Regions from separate parts of the Homo sapiens genome. Here region 2 is linked to region 1. A link is a loop called in an ENCODE intact Hi-C map of the cell type or tissue named here. Cell type or tissue: heart right ventricle. All regions are shown on one strand. Links, peaks and the distances in the headings refer to the core of each region. The heading gives the core; the rest is flanking DNA.

The links. Peaks named below come from ENCODE experiments on the same cell type or tissue, not always from the same donor. Only the 100,000 strongest peaks of a DNase experiment are listed, where the experiment ranks them.
Region 2: a loop joins it to region 1, with 3 times the contacts of the local background. A loop is called at or near these places in 2 of 110 quality-filtered maps.

What each region holds. Positions count from the first base shown.
Region 1 is chr2:100,667,063-100,680,021 of GRCh38, reverse strand. LINC01868 (long intergenic non-protein coding RNA 1868) reads left to right here and starts at 59. Exons shown (of 3, transcript XR_001739611.1): 1 at 59-2,544; 2 at 3,152-4,265; 3 at 9,851-11,990. In heart right ventricle, for the core only: no CTCF peak of the experiment used is centred there; no DNase peak of the experiment used is centred there.
Region 2 is chr2:100,611,707-100,620,318 of GRCh38, reverse strand. No RefSeq gene overlaps it. Among named protein-coding and RNA genes, the nearest start is that of LINC01849, 12 kb to the right of the region's middle. In heart right ventricle, for the core only: no CTCF peak of the experiment used is centred there; a DNase peak (open chromatin) is centred at 4,218.

The sequences.
Region 1 (12,959 bases), core at 2,523-10,522:
CAAAGTGCTGGGATTACAGGCATGAGTATATTCTTATATTATAAACTGAGTTTGAGAGTGACTGTCCTACTGCTGAACATCTAGTCTGGCTTTCAAGGCATTGCAAGACCTGACTCCCTCTTCAAACCCTGCTTATTTCCCCCTGAACCCTCTGAGCAGATGCTCTGGTTGGCCTATCCAATAGTCTTCCCCAGCTCCAATCCTTTTCTTCCTACTGACAGAGTGTGAATTCCCACAGTTAAGGCTAAAAATGCCAGATACACACTTTTTCAGCCTTCTTTGCAGGTAGGGGTGGGCAGGGCCCCCATTTCTGGCCAATGAGGGGAGGCCTTCTGGTAAGGGGGGGTTCTGATACCCCCTCAATCAAAAGAGAGACACCTATTTCCTGTCTTAGCATCTGCCACTCCCTTGCTTCCTGCAATTGGATGTGGTTGAGTGGTTGTTTCTGGAGCTGCACTGGCCGTCCTGTGGCCTGAGGTGACAAATCTGTGGATTAGAAGCCACCATGCTGGCAGATGATGGGATGGAAGATGACCGGACCTGCGGCTCTCGATGGGACGGCTGAGCTGTTGCACCAGCGGAGCCCAGCTGCCCTAGGCCTCCCATTACAGGCCGTCACAGGACACCATCGGGGGCAGGCCATGGCTGGCCTGGTTCACTCTTTCTCATGACTGATTCATTCATCATGGTCAGGATGGACTCCCCACTGGCCGCCACATATTCCAGGTTTCTGCAGACCTCAGGCTTCGGCTTCTCATATCCAACTCCTGATACCCATTCATTTTTCTCTGGGCTTTTCCAATTTGTGTACACTCTTTAAGGACCAGTTTGAGTATCGACTTTCCTCTTCCATGAATCTTTGCATACGGCAATTGGCTACATTAACTTCTACTTTAAGTACTGATATGTTTTCTATTTTGTGACAATTCATCTTCCTTCCCATCTAGATTTTAAGCACCTTATACCACCTTTGTTTCATTGCATCTCCCAGGATAGTGATGGGATAAATAAGTGCTCAATAAATCACTGACAATTGATGGTGTGATTGATCGCTGATCTAGGACAACTACAACTGAAGCAACATTTTAGGTCTTCATTGATTTGCTTTGCAATTTCCTTCATAGATGACTGGAACATAAATCTTCAGTTAGGGCCAGTTCAAAGTTTTCCTGACTCAAAATATTGCATTCAAGATTGGTATTTTATTAACCAGAGTTGATCAATTCTGTCCTCAGATCTGTGTAGATCTCCAGAGAGATAGAAAGGAAAATGCTATTGGATGGAGAAAAATTACTAAAATAGGAACGAGAACAATAAAACAACATGAACACTAGCTGATAAAGACCCTGAATGAAAAGGACCGAAATGAAATCAGTTGAACTAAGACCGGAGACGGGGGGTCTTCTGTCCTCCGCTCCCTTCTCCAACCATCCCCTCTGCAATCTCCCACACTGCAGGCAAAGTTCACGGAAGTCTGTTTAAAAGACTTGTGAACTTTATAGGGTAAATGCATTCTACTTATATATTTAAGTCGTGGGAGTTTCAAGATAGCTCAAAATACTTGCTAATTTTCTAACTGGGGTCTGAATTTTCTGGTTCTTACTGAGTGAACTTTTTGTGCCTACTTATATTCTGTTACCTGAGGCAAGGGTCATCTTGCTATGCTTTTATATCTTTTTCTTAATTCTCGCCACATGTTGTGTCTCTTAGATCCAGATTTCAGTTTTAAATTTGGAACCGGGGGAAGGGAGCTCACATTTATTGTGGGCCTACCATTTGCCAGCACTTTATATAAGAATCACATTTCATCCTTCCAGCAGCCGTGTGAGGTGGATAATATTGTTCTCATTTTATGGATGAGAAAACTGAGGCTCCAAGAGGTTAAATACCCAGCACGAAGCAACTCTGGCGTTAATCCCCACGGCAGAAACTTTTCAGTTCTATGTGTCAGAAATTCAGCTCACACGGGCTCAGCAAAAGAGTGGTTTCCTGATTCCCATAACTGAGAGATGTCGGTACTTCCGACCCAGCAGGACCTAGAGGCTGAGATGCTGTCCTCAGGACTCGGCCTGGCTCTGTTTCACGCTCCCTCTGTCCCCAGGTGGGCCCTTCCTTACCTCGTAGGGTCCAGAAGGCTCCCAGCACTCCCAGTTGACATCTCACATTCTCAGCTATCCCAGCAGGAAGAGGACTTCTCTCAATGTTCCACCAAAGGTCCAGAACAGAAGCTCACTGGCCTGGCTTAGACACCATGTGCTGTGGTCTGAGTGTTTGTGCCCCCGTCCAAATGTATATGTCAAAACTTCACCCCCTATGTAAGAGTATTTAGGGGCGGGGACTCTTGAAAGGTGGCAGTGTCATAAGGGTTGAGGGTTGAGCACTCATGAATGGGATCAGTGCCCTTATAAAAGAGGCCGCAGTGAACTCTTTTCCCTATGTGAGAACACAGTGGAAGGACAGCCGTCTATGAACCAGGAATCAGGCCCTCACCAGACACCAAATCTGCTGACATCTTGATCCTTAGGCTTCCCAGCCTCCGGAATTGTGAGAAATCACTTTCTGTAGTTTCTAAGCTGTCCGATGTATGGATTCTGACATAGCAGCCCAAGCAACTCAGACACCCTGCTTACCCCCAGAACGCTCACTCCCCTAGTCGGGGAGTGGGGTAGAGAGTGCTCCTGAGCCTCAGGGCCCGAATAGGGGTGGCATCGTCTCTGAAGTCAAGTCCGAGGGGGTGTTTCTGGTAGGAGGGGAAGGGATGGTGGGAAGGCAGAATGATGCTCAGCCCTGAGCGGGGATGCACAGGACCAGCCCGGCCGTCCCTCGACCCAGGAGCAGGTTCTAACCACACAGCCCTTCTCTGTCCTAACCCTGCACCATCTCCAAGTTGTCAGGTGGGGAGAATGGAAAGCAGATCTTTATTCCCCTTGTACAGAGGGCTCATAGCTTGTGGCATATGTATGTGGATTTGTGCTAGAGAGCACAGAACAGAAATCAGAGGGACTCAGAAAGTAGGTGGGGAGGAAATGCACACCATAGGATGCTTCTTCTGCGCCTCCTCCTGTGTTAGAATTGAGGCTCCAGGATGTCTCCCCATGCTAGGGCCGCTCCCAAGCCCTCATCCGGGCCCACTCTTCTCCCCTGACCCCAGCTCTGACCCAGGGACATGCTCCTCCTTGAGGAAGCGCACTGCAGGCAGATCCATCAGACCTACCGTCAGCTCTGAGGTGCCTTCTCTTAGTCCTTCGTCTATACAGATTGTTGGCCACCATATTTCGCCCAGGCTGCAGTGGAAGAGCCCTCGGGCTCTGGAGCCTATGACCTGGGTGAGTGTCTCCTCTTAATACCACCTCTCAACTCTTGACCTCCGGCAAGTTACTTAACCTCTCTGTGCCTCGGTTTGCCTTATCTGTAAATAAATTGAGGTAGGTGAAGCCCTTAGCACAGTGCCAGGGGCATATGCAGTGTGAAATAAATGTTAGCTATTATTATTATTACTTCCTCTGGGCATGGTGAAAATGTAATGAGCTAATGCACAGAAAGCACCCAGAACAGTGACCAGCATGGAAGTTCATGCTTAGTCAATGTTTGTTGCTGTTATACCTTAGAAACCAGCAGGACATACCAATTGTCACTTCCTGGCCAGGCTCACAACCTTAGCTGTCTGTTCAATCAACCTGACGAATTTTTAAAATATACCCATCAATGGGCCTCATCCTAGCTCAGTGGGTCTCAGCTTTGGCAGCTCAATGCAATCACTTGGGGAGCTTTAATAGCTATGGATAGCTAAGCTACATTCCCAGAAACTCTCACAGAAATGGCCTGTAGTGTCCTGGCCGGTGAAATGTGTCAAAGCTTCCCAGGGGTGGCCAGAGCTGAGAACCCTGTCTTAGGAGGATCTAATTGGAAGAGAGGACATCATAGATAATATAATAGTGACATCATAGGTGACAGAGGAAATGCCCGGTGGCTCTGAGACCAGCAGAGAGGTGCAGGCAACTCTCTGGGGGTCCAAGACATGGTCCCTCGAGGGCCTCCCGGTGGGTATTGAGCCAAGGAGCAGCCAGTGGTGATCACAGACTCCAACCAAGGGCTGGGCCCCTCCAGAGTGAGCAGAGCCCTGCTCAGCCAGCTCCTGCAAATATCAATCCTGCAGGAAGGGTTGTGGGGAGAAGACACTGTTCCAACCAACTGACCTGCTGGATTGGAGGATCTAGAAACCTACACGTGACTCTGGCCAAGATAAAATGCTTCAAGATTCCTGGGTACGCTCCACATGGATGAGGGCTGTGTCTTTTTATTCACTGATTTGTGCCTATAGAAAAGACTTACTACAAGGCAGAAGCAGTGCCAGGCGAGCAACATAAACGCAGCCTCTGCCTTCGTGGGCCTGACCATCTAGAGAGGCATGTGGATGTGCACACTTGGAGGCCCACAGGGGTACCTGGTTTGTGGGGTGTAGATGCTGCTCACTGAGCTGGCAGCAGGGTGGGACCACTAGGTTTGGAGCAGGGTATGGGCTTGTGGGGCAGGGACTCTAAGTAGAGTCATTCGTTTTTGCATCTCTAACACAGTAGCTGCCTTCTTGGGCCACATGTTCGAATCTCCTAGGGAGCTCTTAAAAATGACTGAAGCCCAGTCCCCCACCCCTATGCATTCTGCATTCTTTGACCTGAGGGTGAGGTCTGAGAATGTGAATTTAAACTTTCTCCTATGAGTGGACATAGCTGGGCTCTGGACAAGTGCTCTAATGCTTAGCATAGAACCTGAATGACAGAAGGACTCCACATGGCATATGGAGCCTGGACAGGGAAGTCCTAGTTATGGCAGTTGGGGGTGCAGGCTGGCCCTCCAACCCCTGTAACCTTCTGGGATGCTTCCTGGAGGGGCACCAATCTGGCATTAAGATTTGAGGGAGGAGAGAGAATAGCTGGGGGCCGGGGCAAGAGGCAGGGCTCCCATTCTTGTAGGCTTGCCGATTTTGAACAAATTTGCCAGGCAGGCCTCGCTTGAATTCTTGGATGCAGAAGGAAAGGAAGGCTCAGAATCAGATGATGTCCTTCCCCACTGAGCTCAGCCAGGGCTGGCCTTGCTAACCAAGGACGCTGCACCCAATGGCCTTGCTCCCCTGTAATCTATCCGAAGACCCTGACAGAACCCTCAGGCTTAGAAACAGGAGGTGGGTCTTGAGGGCCACTGGAGCTCCTGGAAGAACAAATGAATGAGCTCATTCTTCAAGGGAACGCAGGGCCGGGACAGAAGCTACCGTCTGCCAGATGCGGCTCTCTGTGCAGCGCCTTTCTGAAGATTCAGACTGTTCCCATGGTAATTTGAGTGAAATCGTGGGGGAAGCAGCTCATCACCGCATGGTCAGTTAGACATAAAATGTGTTTTAAAATAATTTTCTTTGACTACATCTGTTATCAAAAATCACACCCACCTCCAGAGTATACATTGCAATTTTTAAAAGTGAAAATTGAGGAAAAGTGCATTCTTATCAAAATAGCCCCCTCTTTTTTTCTCCCCTCTCTCTCTGCCTCGAAGCCATCAAATTGATTCAGCTTAAGGCTAAATATAGGGTTGACTAACAATGATTTCCACAAGAGCTTTAGAAATCGCTTGTAAGCGAGCAAACGGAAAATAGATCGTCCCACAACCACATCAACCAATGTCTGAGACAACAGCCTAAATCCAGCTGCTGAACTGAAACGCAAAGGAATGCTCTGTCCCTTGGCTGGCCCAGCAGTTGCAAGGCCCCAGCAGAAGGGGAGACATCGATGGCGCCCAGTGCCCTCAAGGCGGGTCTGGCTGGTTGCTGTTTGGAGATGTTCCCTGGGAGGGGCTGAGGGGTTGCCGTGAGAAGCCCATTCATTCCACTGTGGGTCCCAGGGTGGGTTTTCTGGAAATCAAGTACTTTGTGAGCCCTGGCTCTATGTATCATAGCAAATGAGACCCTTTGCATGTTTTGCATCTCTTAGGAGGCCTGGAGTATTGGCAATAGCAGGTCAGAGAGGAAAGGCGAGCTGCTGGCCCAGGATGCTACAGAAGGGGCCTGGTCAAGAATCACGACCAAAATAGCTCCTGTTGACAGGAGAGGCTCCTCTTCATCAACGCCCCTTATTAACCTTTGCAGAACACCGTGACTGCTCTGGCCTGGCAGGCAGTTTTAGTACCATCCTGATGCCTGGGCAAGACGGGATCCTCCCTCAGCCCTGTGCCCCTGAGGGCCCCACTCCCCACTCCACAGGGTAAGAGGTCCAGGGCCCACTGGGATGTGTCCACCTAGAGTTTTTGCCTCACCTTCTAGACCAGGGTTTGCAAATGACTCCTGGGCCACTAGTTTCCATTCAGCTCATAAGCTAAGAATGGTTTTTATATTTTTAAATGGTTGTAAAAACATCAAAGGAAGAATGATATGTGAAAATTACATGGAATTTAAATTTTGGTGTCCATAAGTAAAGTTTTCCTGGAACATTGCCATGTTCATTTGTTTGCATAGCGTCTATGCTGTTTTCACCACAAAACGGCAGACTTGTGTAGTTACGACAGAGACCGTATGGCCTGCAAAGCCTGAAATATTTATCATGTGGTCATTTGTAGAAATACTTGCCAATCCGGGCCTAGACCATTCTTAGTGCACCTGGGACCCCAGCATTCCCTGCCCACAGGACCCCAAGCCCCTTCCATCACAGGACGGGTTTTCTTCTTGAGGATGGCCAAGGGGCAACTGTCTGTAGGGGACGTAGATGGAGCTTCCACAGTACTTGCCAGTCCCCTTGGTGTGTGAGAAATGGGGGTGAGAAGAGGAATGAGGTACACCTGGGCTGGAGCCTCAGAGCTGGCCATCTCTGACTACCTCGTTCTAGCACGGAGCCCTATGGAGTCCAAGAATTCAATGTTAAAATCTGGCCTTCTGGGTTTGTCGGGAGAGGAAGGCAGACTATATTTTGTTAGAGTTAACTTGATTTATTTTTATTTTATTTATTTATTTATTTATTTATTTATTTATTTATTTTTGAGACAGAGCCTCACTCTGTCACCCAGGCTGAAGTGCAGTGGCAGGATCTTGGCTCACTGCAACCTCTGCCTCTTGAGTTCAAGTGAGTCTCCTGCCTCAGCCTCCCGAGTAGCTGGGATTACAGGCATACGCCAGGTTAATTTTTGTATTTTTAGTAGAGACGGGGTTTCACCATGTTGACCAGGCAGGTCTCGAACTCCTGACCTCAAGTGATCCACCCGCCTCAGCCTCCCAAAGCACTGGGACCACAGGCATGAGCCACCGCACCTGGCCAAGTTAGCTTGATTTGTAATTTTCAAATGTTCAGCAGCATGGCATGTGGGCCTCCATTTGTGTTCTTGCCCTGGGGTTTCATGTGTTGGGGGATTCTCTAGACCACTCCCTTCTGGCCCCACCAGTTGAGGTGCTCTTCACCCAGAGTCACAGGGATTCCTCCCAAACCCACTCTGCCAGAGGTATGTGCTATCACACTTACACAATTTAACTCAGCACTTACAAATTAATGAAACATGAATGTGAAAATGACAGCTTTTTTGTTGAAAAGACCCAAGAAAGATGAGTCTCTAGAAATCAGTGGCATTGACATAGGTGTGGGCAGGACAAGTTTACATGTTTGGGAGAAAAATTGAATATTCATAGGACTCTTGCATCGTATATTCCTTTAAACCTTTGCTCTATTTTTAGAATCAAAACTGCAGAGCATAGCCTGTTTATACACTTGTAGTTTGTATAAGGAAGAAGACATAAAGTTCCCGCAGAAAGACAAGGCATAAGCCAGGGCCTTGACCCTACATCAAAAGATAGGCAAATCAGTGTGCATTTTTGCTTTTTACATGAAATAATTTTAATATCTTTATCATTGTTTATAATTCCCTACTTAATATTTTTGATTAACTCTTCAGTTAATAATTCCATAAGGACAGTTCTATAGACGATGCCATCTTATGCCATCATGGCGAACACAATTAAGCCCTATAGGGAACATTGTCCTGAAAGGTACCGAAGCTCTACAGGCATTATTTCATTTAATTCTCACAGGTCTCATGTGACAGATGCCCCTATAGCTCTCGAGCCATAGGTAATGCAACTATAAGTCGGGTGTGGTGGTGACGCACCTGTAGTCCCAGCAATTCTGGAGGCTGAAGTGGGAGGATGGCTTGAGCCCAGGAGTCCGAGGCTGCAGTGAGCCATGATAGCACCAATGCACTCCAGCCTAGGTGACAGGAGTGGAACCCTCTCTCTTAAAAAAAAAAAGAAAAAAACTAAAAGGTAATACAACTAAAACTCAGAGAGGGCAAGCCACTTGCCCAAAATCACACAGCTAGTAAGTGAGCAGAGACTTGAATGCAAGTTAGCCCTTACTCTGAACTCGTGAGCTTAACATCTGTGCCATCCTCCACATGGCAGGCCCAATACGTGCAGAAGAAATGAACAAATGAATGATAACCCCTAAGCAGCAGGTCTTGCTAACTGGATTGTGGTTCTCTGCGGGAGTCAGTGTGCTGGGTGGGAACAGACAAAGCTATAGGCAAGACATGGCACAAGAGCGTTGATTCTACCTGAGAGCAATCAATAGAAAACTTTTAAAATGTTTAAGTGAGGCCAGGCCCAGTGGCCCACTCCTGTAATCCCACCACTTTGGGAGGCCAAGGCAGGCAGATCACCTGAGGTCAGGAGTTCGAGACTAGCTTGGCCAAAAACGCTGTCTCTACTAAAAATACAAAAATTAGCCAGACATGGTGGGGCACACCTGTAATCCCAGCTACTCGTGAGGCTGAGGCTGGAGAATCACTTGAACCTGGGAGGCGGAGGTTGCAGTGAGCCGAGATGGTGCCACTGCACTCCAGCAGGGCCAAAGAGTGAGACTCTGTCTCAAAAAAAAAAAAAAAATAGTTTAAGTAAACTTGTATATATCACGGAATGAGATGCAAAACATTGCATCACTTCTAAATAGAAACCAGAAGACTTCAAAGAAACTCTGAGGTTCTGCCCTGCTTTGACCTATATCCCCATACCCTGCGGAGTTTGCCGTTGTTCTTGGCTCCTCGATGGAGATTTCGAGACACACAGTCCCACAGAGTACCAAAGAGGATATCCTCAGGGTCAGGGAGGAGAAGAAAGGTGCAGGCGAGAAGGCTGAGTTTGAGCCTTACACAGCATTGCCGGGTTGTATTTGGACACCAGGCAGAGGGTTTGTGGGACAGGGTGCTAGAAAAAGCTGTTGCCAGGCCCTGACATTGCCTCATAGTGCAATGCAGGAGGAGGGTGGAGAGGTGGGGAATTCATTCTGGGCATATGGGAGGGCACATACTCTGTGTGGCCAGAGCCCGTGGGGAGCTAGAAAGGACAGAAGGCTGCTGAGGTGCAAGCCTCTATTGAGGCTGCATCATGACTGTGCTGAAAGGGAAGAAAAGTGTTCTTCTGGCAAAGACTGAATAACACCTCTGCTTAGGAAAGCGACCGAAGGATAGATCATTACCTCCAGGGGCCTGGGGCAGCCCTCTTCCCTAAGCCCTGGGCAGAGGGGCCGATGTCCCTGTGCTTCCCTAGAAAGCCCTCTGGTGGCTCATTTTACAAGTCCACTTGACTGACCATGGGGTGCATGGATTAAACATTACTTCCGGGTGTGTCTGTGAGGGTGTTTCTGGGGAGACTGGCATTAGAACTGAGGGACTGAGAAAGCAGATTGCCCTCCTCAATGTCGGTGGGCATCATCCAATCTGTTGAGGGCCTGAATAGAACAAAAAAGCAGAGGAAGGAGGAATTGGCCCCTTTTCCCCCTGCCTCATTGCTTGATCTTGGACATCTCATTTCATCTTCTCTTGTTCTCAGACTGGGAATCTCACCATCGGTTCCCCTGGTTCTCAGACCCTTGGGCATGAGCTGAATTGCACCATGGCTTTCTGTTTGTCTGGGGAACGCTGACTAATACAAGGCATCTCAACTTGGGCATTACTGAGGCTGTAGGGTCACGGTAAGCCCTGAAATTGCACATGTCTGTGCACTGTTATGGGGAGAAGATCCACAAGGTCACTTAATCCTCCAAAAGGTGAAGAGCTGTTGCCTTCAGGAGCCCCAGGGAGAAAAACCAGGCTTGAGGGTTTTAGGTAAACCAGCCGCAGAGCCCTGAACCCTATCTTCACAGAGCACTGATTCCAGCCTCTCCCACTGACAGAAACTGTTGGGTTTATGATTTATGTAAGTGTCCTAATCGCCACTGAATTGATCAAGGCAAAGGGGTATTTAAGGAATGAAACCTGAACTGCTCTGCAAGGTGAGGGTTAGGAATATCTTATACTTCCCTGCAGCTGGAGCATGCATGAAGTTAATTATTGCATACAACAGCATTGTAAAATTTGGAGAAAGAGCATAGGGCTCCAAGAAGTATTGTCCTCAAAGTTACAGAACTGGTGACCTAAGACAGAAGCCACCCATTAACCACTGGACCTTGGACAAGTTGCTGTCTTCAGGATTCAGAGTCCTCATCTATAAAATGGGATTAATAGGGTTGTTGTGGACGTTCAATCATATAATGTGGACATTCAATGTGTAAAGAGTTTACAGAGTGAAAGATGAAGTCACTGCTTGATAACTGTTAGTTTTTATTACACTACTGATAATTACTTTATTAAATGTTTCTGTCAGTGATAGTTGGGGAAAGGAGAAATAATAGAAGATACTATTAGAACTAAGCCTACAATTGATATGTAACTTGCAGCTTGCCCTGCTGAGCAAAAAGGCATAAGGATAACAATTCTTAGAACCAAGGCTACAATTGATACGTAACTTGTAGCTTGCCCTGCTGAGCAAAAAGGCATAAGGATAACAATTCTGCCAAGGGCTCCTTCTGCGCCCCTCCTCACATGCACTAACTGAATTGCTCCTCTCAACAACCCATCCTGTGATTGAGGAGGCTGAGACTCAAAGAGATTAACTAATTTTCCCAACTCACTCCTCAGTTTGGAAAAGTGGAGGCACGACATTAATTGGACTCTGTCGTAAACCGCTGGTCTCTGTCTCTGGAGCAGGGGTGTGTCTGGACCACAGAGCATGGGCAGAGAGGGCCTGCTCCTTCATCAGTGATGAGTTGTGTTGGGTGAGAGTACTCTTGGATGCACAGGTCACCAGACTCAATTCCCCTCCTTTCCTCATTAGAAGCTTCCGCTGAAATCTACACCTTGGCAGGATGCAGAGCTAGGAAGTTCATAAATCAGAGAATCGCTGAGTGACAAACTGCAAAAAAGGAAGTGACACTTCCCTAGGAGATGTGGAGATGCTGTTTGTGAACAAAAAAGCGAGAGGGACTTGGCCCCATGTCTGCAAAGAGACAGGTGTGCTTCTGCAGGGGGGCCTGCGCCGACCCAGGTCTGCAACCCTTGTGTTACCTATCCATTGCTGCGCAAGCTCGGCTTTGGCCCCACAGTGCACGCCTATCCTGTCCCCCAACCTCATCACTCCCAGCTGTGTCTGCTCACTGCTTCCTGTCACCCCGAGTATGCAATTCAGACTCAGTGTCCATGAGGCCCTCTTATCTGGGATTGACCATTCTCCCTCCTCTTCCCAAACTACTTGCACCGGCCACATCGGCTTCCAGAGCTCTGCTGGGAAACACAGTGTGCTCCTGCCTCAAGGGTTTGCTCAGGTGTTCCCTCTGCTGCAGGGCTCCTTCTCCAGTTCTTTAAAGGGCTGATTCCATCCCATGGTTCAGATTTCAGCTCAGCTCTTAGCTCTTCAGAGAGACCTTCCCTGACCTCCCAATTTAAATTATACTCTGAAGCCAATCACCATGACGTTGACCTTTGTAATTTTCTCCATTAAAGCCTTCAAAATCTTCACCTGCAACTATTTCATTATTTCTTCCTCCTCTGCCAGAAGGTAAACTTCCAGAGACAGAGGCCAGCCTGTCCTGATCACTAGGTGGTCCAGAGTTAGAACAGCAACTGGGTCGAGTGGGCCCTCTGAATCCTCACAAGTTGGCATCTGAATCCACAAAGGAACTCAAGCTCTGGCCGCTCAGCCTGTGCGCCTTGGTGGGTGCACAAGGCGGTGACTCTGGCTTCTGGGCAGCCATCATCACTCTGGACCATGCTCAAGGCGTCTCCTCGGGTTGCTACTGTAGGTTGTTGCTTTACCAAGACAGTGGAGGGGGATGGGCAGGAGAGGCCGTTGATGTTTCTTGAGTTTTGATTTTTTTTTTTTTAATTATGAGGAACTAGATACAGTCTTGCATTGTTGAATGATGGGAATATGTTCTAAGAAATGCATTGCTAGGTGATTTCGTCGTTGTGTGAACATCATAGCATACACTTGCACAATCCTAGATTGGACAGCCAACAACACACCTAGGCTATGTGCATGGTCTATTGCTCCTAGGTTACAAACCTGCACAGCATATTACTGGGCTGAATACCGTAGGCAATTGTAACACTATGGTAAGTATTTGTGTATTTAAACATAGCTAAACATAGAAAAAGTACAGCAAAAATATGGTATAAAAGATAAAAAATGGCCAGGCACGGTGGCTCACACTGTAATCCCAGCACTTTGGGAGCCTGAGGCAAGCGGATCACTTGAGGTCAGGAGTTCGAGACCAGCCTGGCCAACATGGTGAAACCCCATCTCTACTAAAAATACAAAAATATTAGCTGAGCATGGTGGCGCATGCTTGTAATTCCAGCTACGTGGGAGGCTGAGGCAGGAAAATCTCTTGAATCCAGGAGGCAGAGGTTGCAGTGAGCACTGAACTCCAGCCTGGGTGACAGAGCAAGACTCCATCTCAAAAAAAAAAAAATGAAGATAAAAAATGGTCCACCTGTATAGGGCACTTACCGTAAATGGAGCTTGCAGGACTGGAAGTTGCTCTGGGTGACTCAGTGAGTGAGTGGTGAGTGAATATGAAGCCCTAGGACATCAGTGTACACTACCATAGACTTTATAAATA
Region 2 (8,612 bases), core at 1-8,000, 57 kb after region 1:
TCTTCTTTTTGTGAAATTTGAAACATAGTTGGCATGATGGGAAATAAAAACTGACAAAGTCAGGGAAACCCCAATTGTGGCCTAGCAAGCTCCCAGCCATCGTTTGGGCAGACCCCATGGCCATGGCTGGTTCTTCAGCTGCAATGGGGCAGAGGCCTCCCTGGATACAGAGAAGACCGTGAGACCTGATGAGCACGTGGGTGGCTCTGTGGGCTGCCACCCTGCTCCCAATCCCACTTATCATGGCCACAGTGAACTCTGTCATTGAAACGGACTTTCCATGCCAGTCACAAGAACAGTCTATTATCTCAGTGAACGTCAGATACCTCCTGGAAAATTGCGCAGGTTTCTTTATGTCTCTTTGCTAGAAGGAGGAAATGAGGAAACTCCAGCAAGAAAGAAGGCATCATTTTTTCAACAATCACACATAACGTGAGTATGAGCCACCCAGAAAGCTGAGATCTTTAAGAACCAGGAACACATCTTACATCTTTTGCATCCTGGGCAGTGTTTAGCCCAGGACCTTGTCCAGCGTTAGTTCTCAATGAATGGCTGTTGAATGAATGAGTGAGTGAACAAGGCTTGAGTCTTCCTACTCTGGCATCACAGTGTCCACCTGGGAGGCTCTGCAGGCTGAGGTTAGGAGTACGGCACAGGGAGCAACCCCAACCTGGCTCTCACCACCCTCCATGGGCACCTGCTCGTGTTGCCTGACCAGCATCGGCTCTTCCTTCTTTTCACAATGGTACCTGGATTTTCACTGATGCGCTCTCTTTCCCTTCCTCAACTCATCTGATTCAGGTGGAGCTGATGACCCAGCCTCCAGTGGACATGTGGCCTAACCTTGAAAATTATAGAATCAAGTGAGTGACTTATCATGCTTTGGATTCTGGAGGCAACAATCCCATCAAAAAGCGGGCTAAGGACATGAATAGACAATTCTCAAAAGACGATATACAAATGGCCAAAAAACATATGAAAAAATGCTCAACATCACTAATGACCAGGGAAATGCAAATCAAACCCACAATGCGATACCACCTCCTCCTGCAAGAATGGCCATAATCAAAAAATCAAAAAACAGCAGATGTTGACATGGATGCAGTGGTCAGGGAACACTTCTATACTGCTGGTGGGAATGTAAACTAGTACAGCCACTATGGAAAACAGTGTGGAGATTCCTTAAAGAACTAAAAGTAGAGCTACCATTTGATCCAGCAATCCCACTACTGGGTATCTACCCAGAGGAAAAGAAGTCATTCTATGAAAAAGATACTTGCACATGCATGTTTATAGCAGCACAATTTACAATTGCAAAAATATGGAACAAATCAAATGTCCATCGATCAACGAGTGGATAAAGAAACTGTGGTATATATATATATATGATGGAATACTACACATCCATAAAAAGGAATGAATTAATGACATTTGCGGTGACCTGGATGAGATTGGAAACTATTATTCTAAGTGAAGTAACTCAGGAATAGAAAACCAAACATTGTATCTTCTCATTGATATATGGGAGCTAAGCTATGAGGACACAAAGGCATAAGAATGATGGAATGGACTTTAGAGACTTGTGGGGAAGAGTGTGGGGGAGCGAGAGATAAAAGACTACAAGTAGGGTGCAATGTATACTGCTCCGGTGATGGGTGCACCAAAATCTCACAAATCACCACTAAAGAACTTACTCATCTAGCCAAATACCATCTGTATCCCAACAACTTATGGAAAAATTAAAATAAAAAAAAAAGAAGGTCAGGCACAGTGGCTCATGCCTGTAATCCCAGCACTTTGGGAGGCCAAGGCAGGTGGATCACCTCAGGTCAGGAGTTCAAGACCAGCCTGGGCAACATGGTGAAACCCCCGCCTCCACTAAAAATACAAAAACTTAGATGGGTGTGGTGGAAGGAGCCTGTAATCCCAGCTACTCAGGAGGCTGAGGCATGAGAATCACTTGAACCTGCAAGACGGAGGTTTCAGTGAGCCAAGATCATGCCATTGCACTCCAGCCTAGGAAACAAGAGCAAAAAAAAAGAGAAAGAAAAGTAAGCTAAGAGATGCCAAATAAATAAACATATAGCAGCTATAATCTCAACACCCTAAATAAACAGTTAACATTTTAGCAGATTCAGAAAGAAAAGAAAGGAAGGAAGGAAGGAAAGAAGGAAGGAAGGAAGGAAGGAAGGGGAAGGAAGGAAGGGAAAAAGAAAATGATTTTATCCAAGTAAGCCCAGTGGCAATATTCATAATAAACTGCCTTCAATGGCCTGGTCTCTCCTTGAAAATGCTGGCAGATGACTGTGGTCAGGTTAACTTGTCCTTGGGCATCAGAGAACATGGATACAGATGACTAATTGGAAAAAATTAGATTCTGTCTTAGGCCAATAAAACTTCAACAGGCGGCCGGGCACTATGGCTCATGCCTGTAATCCCAGCACTTTGGGAGGCCAAGGCTGGCGGACCACGAGGTCAGGAGATCGAGACCATCCTGGCTAACACGGTGAAAACTCATCTCTACTAAAATTACAAAAAAAAAAAAAAATAGCCGGGCGGGGTGGCGGGCACCTGTAGTCCCAGCTACTCAGGAGGCTGAGGCAGGAGAATGGCATGAACCCGGGAGGCGGAGGTTGCAGTGAGCCGAGACCACGCCACTGTACTCCAGCCTGGGTGACAGAGTGAGACTCCATCTCAAAAAAAAAAAAAAAACTTCAACAGGAACAAGCACCCCTTTGATCTGATGGCTGGACCCAGCTCAGCTACAGTGAGATGCATTTCAAAGTTTGCAAAGAATCAGAGTGAAATTTATAATGCAACTTGAGATCTCATCTTTCAAACACCTATATTAATGCAAACAAAAGGAAAAAAGCCTCATCCACAGCTTGTCAATGTGCCAACTTTGGAATGAGGTTCTCAGAAAGTCTGTGAATTTTTTGCCTTGAGTCTCTTCATTTCTGACCAGGTCCTGAGCTTTTGGCTGGGGCAGTGTCAACAGTCAAGCTCAATTCCCTCCCAACTGGACTTGGTCTCCGTTGGCTCTGTGGTCTGAAAGACCCTCATAAATGACCATGCAGGGATGTGGTCATCCACATTTGTCTAGAAGAACTTGCCAAGGTTGACCACCCTCAGAGGCAGGACCAGGCACCAAGCCAGGCCCATCAGATTCTCAGCTCGGTCTATGAGAAGCTGCTTTTGTTCCAGGGCAATGTGAGGATCTGAGCAGCTTCTCCGCTAGGCTGCATGGAAGGGCAACAGGATCATCTTCTGAAACAAGCCCTGGTTTCAACAAGAACTTGTGTGATGCGTCGAAGCCACTTAAGGACCATATGAGTTTTCATGTGACTATTACAGAAGGGCAACCTGATGCGGGGATGGGATGCTCTGCACCCCGGGCTTGGGCATGGTGAGTAGGACCTTGTGACAGTCACCTTAGTGTGCGGTTTCCACAGAGAAGATTCCACCCTAAGGGGGCCTCAGATAGCAGAAAACAATAGAAACTATTCTCACTCCTAGGAAATGTTTCAAAAATGTACATGGATGCAGAATTGGGTTCCATCATTCTTGGTGGAGAGCCAATCTTTTGGATTTGCCAAACTCACGGGTAAAACGCTGCCAGTTTGGGTCTCACAGATATTCATGGAAACCAAAAGATGATACAGTTTGGGATTTTCCCCAGTAATTTCTTTCTTCTTTTATCTCTCAGGAAGTTCTCCCTTGTGTGTATATGTGTGTGTGTGTGTGTGTGTGTGTGTGTGTGACAGAGAGAGAGAAAGAGAGAGAGAGATCAAGTCTTACTCTGTTGCCCAGGCTGGAGTGCAGTGGCGTGATCTTGGCTCACTGTAACCTCCACCTCCTGGGTTCAAGCAGTTCTCTTGCCTCAGCCTCCCGAGTAGCTGGGACTACAGGCATGTGTCACCACACCCAACTAATTTTTTTTTTTTTGTATTCTTAGTAGAGATGGGGTTTCACCATGTTGGCCAGGCTGATCTCGAACTCCTGACTTCAAATGACCCACCCGCCTCGGCCTCCCAAAGTGCTGGAATTACAGGCGTGAGACACTGCACTGGGCCTGGGAAGTTCTCTTTATACCAATGTTAGTCTGCATCTGAAATGGGGTGGGGGTTGGGGGCGGTGAGGGTGCCAGAGTGTCACAGCTTAACCATTGACAAAGCAAGGAGCTCACCAGGATTCTGACTTCCAGGCTGTCCAGCTCCACCAGGGACATGGCCCCATGCCCTGCACGCATCATTTGTGCTCAGAAGAGATGTGATGGGTAGGTGATGGCAGGCTCCTCCCCTGCCCAGGGAGAAAAGCCAGAACACTGCATGATTATGGCTGTAACTCTGGAGTACACAAAGTTGACACCTGCTTTTATTTCATTCCAAATGTCCGTTTCAAAAAGCAGTGTCTTCTCTAAGAACTAACCCTTCGATATAATCTTGTCCCCCAACCCCGCACCCTGCTTTATTCCAGAGGGTATTTAAAGCAGCTGTCACCCTTAGCTCCTTTCCATAATTGTGACTGGATCTCCATGACTGGTGCTGATAAGTGAGTCATGGCTTGTCACACGCTGCTTTTGAGAGCATCAGCAGAAGACGCAGGGCAGTGTTTGCTGCCCCGGCATGGGTGACTGCCTGAAGGACAGAGAGAGAGAGATGGAGTGATCACTCTCCAGGCAGAGGATAGAAACATGAACATACCATGCACAGGTTCCTGGGGAGGTGTGGGGGAGGTCTCAGGATACCTGCGTGTCTCTGTGCTTTCAGGTTGCCATTACGTACCCACACACATCCTGCAAAGCCTGCCTTTGCTTCCTCTGACTCTGTGCTCTGAGCCATAGGAGGTCTTCTGCCCGCCCTTCCACTTCCAGGGAAGAGTGATCCCCTCCATGAAGGGGCAGCTCTGAAGATGCTCAGAAGATGCCACTCCCAAGACCTCTGGAGGCACAGAGCCTGGGGACTACGGTGCTATGAGGGGCTCACAGAAATGTTTTCATTTTAATTTGCTTCAATTAAGAATAAAAAATGAACATCACGATAATGAATACAAAATAATAAATTGTATTTTATTAATAAAGATGATTATATTCATCTTTATACCAACTCTGTCATAAAGTGGAATTTTTAATCATGTTTTATAGAAGAAGGGCCCATAAAGGCAAAAGTTGCCAGGGGCTCCTGAAAGCCATCTGAGGCCGTGAGGACCCGGACTCTCCGGATGATGGGAAATCCTCGGGGACTAGAAAGCCAGAGCGTGGAAGTTCTTTGTCCCCTCTTCACTCCCTCTCACGTGCCCGAAGTACACAATGTGTACCTGAGACAGTGGCAGGACAGCCTGCTCCACTGAGGGCACATTGAGGGGAAGAGGCACAGACCCCACATCAAATGGCCAGAGAAGCCTGTGGAACACCATAGGAGCCCCCGGCCTCACATGTGCCGAGGCACCCGGGACCAGGCTGGGATTGCATGGACGAACTCGCCCCTAGTCCTCATGCTCATCCCGCCCTCCTCTGGGTAACATTGTTGAGCACCTACTCTGCACACGACGAGAAGGACTCCTGCCCTCCAGGGCCTCCCTGCTGGGGTGGGACAGAGCAGCACGCAGCCCAGGACCAAGCCCTGTGAGGCACGCAACCAGTGCAGGCCATTAGTGCTAAGTGCAGGGGCAGGAACTTTCCAGAGAACAGGCCCTGGGGCCCAAGGCCAAAAGGAGCATGAGCTTGATGTAATTGGGCTTGTACTTTAGAGCCATCACTGTGTGGCCTGCTAAGAATCTATTGCAAGGGGACAAAACTGGAAGCAGGAAGGCAATTAGAAAACCAGCAGTAGGCCAGGCTCAGTGGCTCACGCCTGTAATCCCAGCACTTTGGGAGACAGGGGTGGGCAGATCACCTGAGGTTAGGAGTTTGAGAACAGCCTGGCCAACATGGCAAAACCTCGTCTCTACTAAAAATACAAAAATTAGCTGGATGTGATGGTTCGTGCCTGTAGTCCCATCTACTCGGGAGGCTGAGGCAGGAGAATCGCTTGAACCTGGGAGGCAGAGGTTGCAGTGAGCTGAGATTGCACCTCCACACTCCAGCCTGGGCAACAGAGTGAGACTCCATCAAAAGGAAGGAAGGAAGGAAGGAAGGAAGGAAGGAAGGAAGGAAGGAAGGAAGGATGGGAGGGAGGGAGGGGAGAGAGAGATGAAAGAAAGAAAGAAAGAAGGAAAGAAAGAAAGAAACAAAGAAAGAAAGAAAGAAACAAAGAAAGAAACAAAGGGAAAGAGAGAGATGAAGGGGAAGGAAGGAAGGAAGGAGGAAAGGAGGGAGGGAGGAACGGGAAGAAAGGAAGGAAGGGAGAAGGAGGGAAAGAGGAAAGGAGGGAGGGAGGAAGGGGAAGAAAGGAAGCAAGGAAGGAAGAGAGAAAGGAAGGAAGAAGGAAGAAGGAAGAAAGGGGAAGAAAGGAAGGAAGAAGGAAGAAAGGGGAAGGAAGGAAGGAAAGAAAGAAAAAGAAAGAAAAGAAAGAGAGAAAGAAAGGAAGAAAGAAAGAGAGAAAGAAAGAAAGAACCAGCATTAAACTGGGAAGAACTGAGGATGGAGTGGGTTTGGAGGTGTGGGGCTGGCGAGGAGCCAAGGACCCCAGGACAGGACTCAGACTCCTGGGCCATCAGGAGGATGTGGCCCCTCCTGGGAAGGCACAGAGAGGCAGAAGGGTGGGAAGGGGTGGGGAGTGATTGAGGGATAGGTTCCACCTGAGGAGTTTCTCACAAGCAAAGGCTCTGGTTTGGGTGCGCTTACCTGGTCCCCTTGTTGCTGGAAGTGCTCAGAATGGATCTTCTGGGCTCTGATCATGTGCAACTTTTTTTTTTTTTTTTTGAGACGAAGTTTCACTCTTGTTGCCCAGGCTGGAGTGCATTGGTGAGATCTCGGCTCACTGCAAACTCCACCTCCCGGGTTCAAGCAATTATCCTGCCTTAACCTCTTAAATAGCTGGGATTACAGGCACCTGCCACCATGCCCAGCTAATTTTTGTATTTTTAGTAGAGATGGGGTTTCATCATGTTGGTCAGGCTGGTCTCGAACTCCTGACCTCAGGTGATCCTCCCAAAGTGCTGGGATTAGAGGCATGAGCCACCATGCCCGGCCACGTATGGCTTTTTACTATGTGTTGAGAGGGAGTTTGCACAAAATGGCTTCCCAAGCCCCTCTATAGAAAGTTTGATTCTAAGACCACCAGGAGAAGCAGTAGGCTTCCTGCAGGAAGGCTGTCCCAGGATTTCCCCCAGGGCTGGCGGGCCCAGCACCACAGGCCTCAGCCCCCACACCCACTGCCTGCCTTGCAGCCATCTGGCCCCAGGCTAGAAAGTGCTGGGCTTCCAGTACAGTACCTACAGAGGCCATGGGGCATGAGGAGGGCGGGAAAAGGGGCAGGGTAGGGAGCAGTGGGCACCAAGCTATGGTAGAAAGGGGAGTGGCTGGGAAGGTGGTGAGGAGACTTGGTTTCCAGCACTGGTAACCCGGTGCAACCTTGGGCAAGCCACTGCACCTTTCTGAGCCTCTGTCCTCAACCTGTGCAGGCGGGAAGATTGTCCTGGTCCCCTGGGCCTGCAGGAGGCGGATATTCAGAGTCCAGGGGAGCCCGGGCCACAGCATTCACAGGCTCTTACATCTACATCTGTGTCCTCCCCCACAGAGCTTCCTGGCTGTGGGGTGAAGGCCTCCTCCCCAACCAGCCTCACCCCTTTCCCAACCATCTGGTGCACAGGACCCTACAGCCTCAATGGGTCTTGGCTTCAGCCAGACCCTCTCCCATTGCCAGGTGGGGAACCCCGGCTTCCAGCCCCAGCCTCCCTCCCAGCACAGCCCTCATGAGGGCACAGGCCCAGAGGGGTGGCTCGGTGCCATCTAAATACCTGAAGAATGGGCAGATCCCACGCCTCGGCCACCTTCCCTGCCTCATCAAGTGTTTCCGTCTTCTAGGAGCTGCTGTGGAGATGAAACGGGCATCCCCCAGGCCCTGTGTCCAAAGCCCACGGGCTTTTCTTTTTTCTTTTTCTTCTTCTCTTCTTCTGCTTTTTTTTTTTTTTTTTTTTTTTTTTTTGAGACAGGATCTCACTCTGTCACTCAGGCTGGAGTGCAGTGGCACGATCTCGGCTCACTGCAACCTCCACCTCCCAGGTTTAAGCGATTCTCCTGCCTCAGCCTCCCAGGTAGTTGGGATTACAGGTGTGAGCCACCACACCCAGCTAATTTTTGTATTTTTAATAGAGACAGGGTTTCACCATATTGGCCAGACTGGTCTCGAACTCCTGATCTCAGGTGATCCATCTGCCTTGGCGTCCCAAAGTTCTGGGATTGCAGGCATGAGCCACCGGGCCTGGCCACTTTTCTTACCTTCTAAACAAGACTCCCACCTCGGCAGTGTGAACTTTCAGCCTGGGCTCCCCACCTTGGGGCAGAGGGGGCTGCCCTCCATACAGCGGGGCCTGTGCCTTCCTCCACGCATGGAGGTAACAAGACTCAGAATTAGCTGTCATGGTCAAAAAAAGTCCTCCACACACGCGACGGCCCAGAGATGTTGCCATGGTAAAGGGGGCGTCTAGAGAACAGCGGGTGCTCCAGGAAT